2 separate regions of the Homo sapiens genome follow, and region 2 is linked to region 1. A link is an interaction called in ENCODE POLR2A ChIA-PET data of the cell type or tissue named here. Cell type or tissue: A673. All regions are shown on one strand. Each heading gives the region's core, and the rest is flanking DNA. Links, peaks and the distances in the headings are about the cores only. Region 1 overlaps TRD-AS1 (TRD antisense RNA 1). Region 2 has its middle 270 kb from the start of TRD-AS1.

Region 1 (2,721 bases), core at 1-2,500:
CAGCCATCTGCAGACTGAGAGAAGGGTGAAAAAAACAAAATGAAAATGCTAGTCTTGTGTTCAGACAATGATTATGACCATAGAACACTACCTATAAGTTCTGTAGAGCTAATTTCTTTCCCAGTGGGGTTGATATTCTATGATAGATTGCATCAGCGGTGTGATTGTTTTGGACCATAGAATACGTATACAGAATTGGCTTGTTGAGCCTTCTGGTGTCTTGAAGTGAAAATCATATCTCTGGACATATCTGTCAGGCCTGAAGCCCTAGGCTACTGGAAAGAAAGATACCATGACTTATCCTTCCTCTAAAGCTTAGAAGTTGGAGAAAAATTCTAGTTCTTGGGAAGCTCTGCAAAGCAGGGTTCGTTAAGCTGATGCCACAGGTTTTTGCAAAGCCCCTCAGCACAGTGTTTAAGAAACCAGTGGCTCTAGGTTGACCTTTGGGGAAGGAACACAGCTCACAGTGAATCCTGGTAAGTGGAGGGGAGCATTGAATCCTCTGCCTGAATGTATCCATTTTATGCCAATGAATTGAGATATGGCTTCTTGCCCCATCTCTGCCACATTCAAGTCCTGCTTGGCTAAACAATGCTCACGGATGTGCACGTGTGCAGTGGGATGCAGCTTTTTCTAACCTCTCACAAAATCACGCAACCCCTTCACCAAACTGCTTGGTGGCTCTTCTGTGCCCTCACAGCCCTTCTAGTTTAGCAGTTAGAGGAAGACAAGTGCCCAAGGGCTTTCTCATTTTTAGGTCATTGTGGAAAGAGGAACGTTGGTGATATGTTTGCCTGCTTGGGAGGAAAATAATAATGATGATTTACTCATTGGTTTCTATATGCTAGTTGATGTGCTGCATTCTTTCTCTTATCACATTTAATCCTTATACCAGGTCTGTGAGTTAGGTGCTATTATTATCCTCATTTTATAGAAGAGATATATTTATATTTTATATTTCTATAGAAGCACAGAGATGTTGAATAACTTGTTCAAGCCGATGAAGTAAGAAAGAGAACCTGGAGTTTAATTCTTGGCACTCAGATTCCAGAGCTAAAAGCTTTTCAGTGAGGGGATTATGTCTAGAGGGAATGTCCCTGATGCTCTAGTCTCTAAGGTTGCTAAGATAATCGCTAAAGAACTGCGCTCTCAGCAAGTAAAGCCAGGGGTTGGTCAACAGGACCACGGTGACCCAGTTACATATTCTTAATCCTTACAACATCATCAAGCAGTTGCTGTTTTCCCCACTTTACAAGTGAGGAAACTGAGGTGTAGCAAGTTAGGAAACTTGTCCTGAGTTTTAAACTCAAGCCTACCTGCCCCAAAGCCTGAGCTCTTTTAAATTAACTGCAACTGCTGACCAGTTAGATTAACTAATTACTTAATTAATAAGATAACAACCTAACAGGCTGTAAGGTAAAAAAGTAATCAGATTTGTTCTATAGGTCCCCTCCCTTTTCGGGAATAGCTATACAATTGTATAATTTTATGCTTCCCCTGGGAGAGTGGGTGGAGCCCTGGCTCCCAGCCCATGATGGAAGGGTCTTGGCAGTATTTGTAAAGCAGTCTGTGGGGGTGTAACTCAGGGCGGATCTGAAAAGCTGGTCTTTGGAAAGGGAACGAAACTGACAGTAAACCCATGTAAGTCTGAATAATGCTTCCAAATTTCTCCCTGGAACCCTGATTTCCAAATTTTCCATTCTGTTTTATAACCCAGGTCCAAACCACAGCAGTCCCATTAATGGATTCCAGTGCAAAACAACTGCTGGTGTATTCCTACTACACGCAGGTCTCTGTTGTTTGCCCTCATGTGCTATTTTATCTAATAGCTGAGAATGACAGTACCAATGGAGCACTGAGTTAAGGAGTCAGACTGTTCGAAGGCTTCATTCTTCGTTATAATTGGTGAGATTTTCCATGGGACTAAGAGAAAATTGATTAACTCTCTGAGCCTCTATTTTCCTCCTCTGTAGAATGGGGGAGGCAGTTCCTGTTCCCATTTTACCACAGCCGGCGTGCTGTGAGGGGATGTTGGTACATTTCCAATAAGGGGACAATGAGTGTGAAGAGAAAGGAAGGCCCCAGGTGGTCCGTAAACTCTTCCACCAGTCCCACACTATAAACAGCTGGTTTTATCAGGGGGATTCTTGGATGACAAGTAAGCACTTAAGTAAATATCAAGGGGAGTCTGGGCAACTGAGTTTTTGTAGATCCTCGTGTCATTGTGTTATACTGGAGCCAATAGTAAGCTGACATTTGGAAAAGGAATAACTCTGAGTGTTAGACCAGGTATGTTTTAATGAATGTTATTTGTTTCCAAACATAAGCCACCATCCTTAGAAATTCAGTGAAAGATAACCGAATCTCCTGCCCAGTTATTAGCATCTTTCACCATGGGTCTTTCTGGAGAAAATGACAATGTGGGCAGCCCCTGACTGCAGCCCCTTTGGGACTGTTTCTTTAACACCTTTAAGTACTTGGGAATGTTCAGTGTGTTTTTGTTAATGTTGGAGATATGTGTCTGACAAATGGAATCTGAATTGAAGTTTTAGTGTGTAGGGGCAGAAAGCATTTAGAAAGGACAAAAGAAGGACAGATTAGACTAAAATACATACCAATGGCTGGGAGTATGCAATGCAACCCAATCCAAAAGGAAACAGTGAGATGTAGCCTGCTGATTAAACAACTGAGCCAGCACTCCGTGTCAGCTGACTTGTCTTC
Region 2 (3,040 bases), core at 240-2,739, 270 kb before region 1:
AAATAACTAACATCAAATTTTGTATAAAGCAGAGCAATTCTTAAAATAAGAAATAAAAGCATTTAAAGAAAATCTGCAGAATTTAACGGTATATTTTCTCTAAAGGAAACTCCACAAGTAGATGGAAAGGATGAGGGCCTGGATTATACTGCACCTGCCACCTGTGTGGTTGTGCTCAAAGAACAGAACCTCTTTGGGATGGTTTCTAAATTTCAAAATAAAGATGAGGTATTCTCAGCTAGTCTCACTGTATTTTATTAATTGAAACACCATATGTGAAACAGAAGACTCTAATGCAAACGTAAAGAGATTTGTTACTAAAACCTTAGGCCAAGCTTTGGATGTTCTTAAAAGGGCAATGGCAGGAATGAGAATGGGGAAAATGATCTATCCTCAGTGAGTTGTAGGACTTAGAGAAAGCCTCAAGGGCTGTCATGTGTTTTATCATGTCCTGAGAAACAGGTTTACAAATATTAGCACCTCCTTACTGTGCTGGATAATTCTATTCGGTTTCCTCCAGCAGTTTGTGATACCCCCTATGTGTAGAGTGGGTATGTAGGGGGCAAACAAAGGACTCATCTGTTCTTGCTGCCGGCAAGCTGTAGCCACATCCAGTTGGCTCTCACCTCCCAAATAGCTTCAAAGAGAAGCAAATCATATTCAACAGTTTTTGTGGCAGAACTCATCCTGCAGAATTTTTAAAAAACTTGTTTTATCTTATGGCCTTTGATAAAAGTTCTGAACCCAGGGCCAGTTGTAGCAGAATATGGACATATGAAAAATCTGCCTTTAGTCTCTTGCCATTCCTTCACCATTGCCTCCCACCTATTCTACTGCTCCTGCTTTTTACCCAGCCCCTAGTAGTATTCTATGATGTTTTAATACTGTTAGCCTGCCCAAAGCCTGATATTTCTAGTCACTGAATTGCTCTTCAGAACCTTCTCCTACACTATTGAGTAGATATATATCTCTCTCCACTCAATCTCTAAAATAAAGTGGTTTATAGCCTAACTTACTCTCAATGTAATGTTCTAGGTTAGGTCTCCCTGGACTGTTTGTATTTGAAAAAGAGGAGATTCCAAGAAAGTCTCCTCAAAGATACATTCTCAGTTACGGTGGCAGTAGGATAGAAAAGATGTTTTTATTGTAAAATACTCTTTCCCACACTTCTCAGCCATAGTGTAGGCTGCCAGTGTTTGGTCAGTTCCCATCAGCAGGAACACAGGCAACATACTGTTAGCAATTTTTTTTTTTTTTTTTTTTTTTTGAGAAGGAGTCTCGCTCTGTCGCCAGGCTGGAGTGCAGTGGTGCCATCTCAGCTCACTGCAATCTCTGCCTCCTGGGTTCAAGCCATTCTCCTGCATCAGCCTCCTGAGTAGCTGAGATTACAGGCATGTGCCACCACACCCAGCTAATTTTTGTATTTTTAGTAGAGACAGGGTTTCACCATATTGGCCAGGATGGTCTCGATCTCTTTGTCAGCAGTTTTTAAAACATATGTTTTTATTCCAATTATTTTAGAAAGATAACATAATTCAGAGGAAAAAATTAAAGATTCTATTGCTTGAAAATACATAGAACAATATTCTATTTAACTACACCTTGTCTATGTTTAGATACACAAAGACTCACCATTGTTACAATTACCTAGAGTATTCAGTACAATAACATCCTGTGCAGGTTTGTAGCCCATAGCCTATCGTGTAGCAGGCTATACCATCTAGACCAGTACGCTCTTATAATGTTTGCACAATGGCAAAATTGCCTAATGATGGATTTCTCAGAACGCCTGTAGTTGAGCAAGGCATGACTATATCAGTAAAACTTCTACATGAAAGAATAGGCAGGGGAACTAGTTTGTCTAAGAAAACATATGAAAATTTAACTGTTTCAGAGGCAGCACAGTCAAAAAAGTAAAGGTTTGTAATCTTAGATATCACTCAAATACTAGTCCTCCTACTTCCAAACCAGATAACCTTGGGCATGTGACTGAATCTTTCTGAACTTAGATTCATCTGAAAAATGAATACCATCTATTTCCTAGAGTGGTAAAGAGTCCCATATGCTACGGGACTTAGGATTGCTTAGGATTGCTAAGGATAGCTTTGGCTATTCAAGCTCTTTTTTGGTCCCATGTTAATTTTAGAATTGTTTTTTCAAATTCTGTAAAAATGAAGTTGGAGATATATGAGATAAACAATACACATTACCTGCCACATATTAACTAATATATATAACAAACATTATGTAAATGACAAAGAGTACTAGGTACTCCCAGGACCTTTTATGATCCTCAGAATATTTTTTTGAGGTAGGTATTATTATCTTGCTTTTATTGATGAGTAAACTGATTTTCAGAGAAGTTAAGTAACTTGTTCAAAGTCATGCAATTAAGAAGTGGCAGAGATGTGGTAGTTTTTGTGATAGAATTCTTTTCCTTTCCCTGCCTGTTGAACGGTCTGCATTTAGACATTTCTTTAAATTATTTTCAGTTTCTTTCCCTTCGTCCCCACAAAGAGCACTAAAGGTCATGGTAAGGTAGGATCATTTGAATCATGTTATGATCTTCCTAACATGAATGACTCCTGGCTTTTCCAGTTAACAGGTAGTGGTCCATTATGCTGTGGTTATATTTTCTGCATGTATGATGATATAACGTAACTGGCCAGGCACAGTGGCTCATGCCTATAATCCCAGCACTTTTGGAGGCTGAGGCAGGCAGATCACCTGAGGTCTGGAGTTCAAGACCAGCCTGAACAACATGGAGAAATGCCATCTCTCCTAAAAATACAAAATTAGCTGGGTGTGGTGGCACATGCCTGTAATCCCAGCTACTTAGGAGGCTGAGGCAGGAGAATTACTTGAACCCAGGAGGTGGAGGTTGTGCTGAGCCAAGATCATACCATTTCACTCCAGCCTGGGCAACAAGAGCAAAACTCTGTCTCAAAAAAAAAAAAAAGAAAGAAAGTAACCAAAAGACTGTCACTTACTTGCCCCATGACCCCTGTTACATAGCCTTTGAACCTCAGTTTGTCATAGA

What was found. ChIA-PET counts read pairs that join two places held together with the same protein. Peaks named below come from ENCODE experiments on the same cell type or tissue, not always from the same donor. Only the 100,000 strongest peaks of a DNase experiment are listed, where the experiment ranks them.
Region 2: POLR2A ChIA-PET joins it to region 1 with 8 read pairs; 2 of 35 experiments call an interaction of 5 or more read pairs at or near these places.

Annotation. Positions count from the first base shown.
Region 1 is chr14:22,477,294-22,480,014 of GRCh38, forward strand. The region is part of intron 2 of TRD-AS1 (TRD antisense RNA 1); the gene reads right to left. It also overlaps TRA, TRAJ58, TRAJ57 and TRAJ56. Among named protein-coding and RNA genes, the nearest start is that of TRD-AS1, 4.3 kb to the right of the region's middle. In A673, for the core only: no CTCF peak of the experiment used is centred there; DNase peaks (open chromatin) are centred at 1,548 and 2,078; H3K4me3 peaks cover 1,414 bases; H3K27ac peaks cover 2,500 bases.
Region 2 is chr14:22,211,572-22,214,611 of GRCh38, forward strand. It overlaps TRA. Among named protein-coding and RNA genes, the nearest start is that of TRD-AS1, 270 kb to the right of the region's middle. In A673, for the core only: no CTCF peak of the experiment used is centred there; no DNase peak of the experiment used is centred there.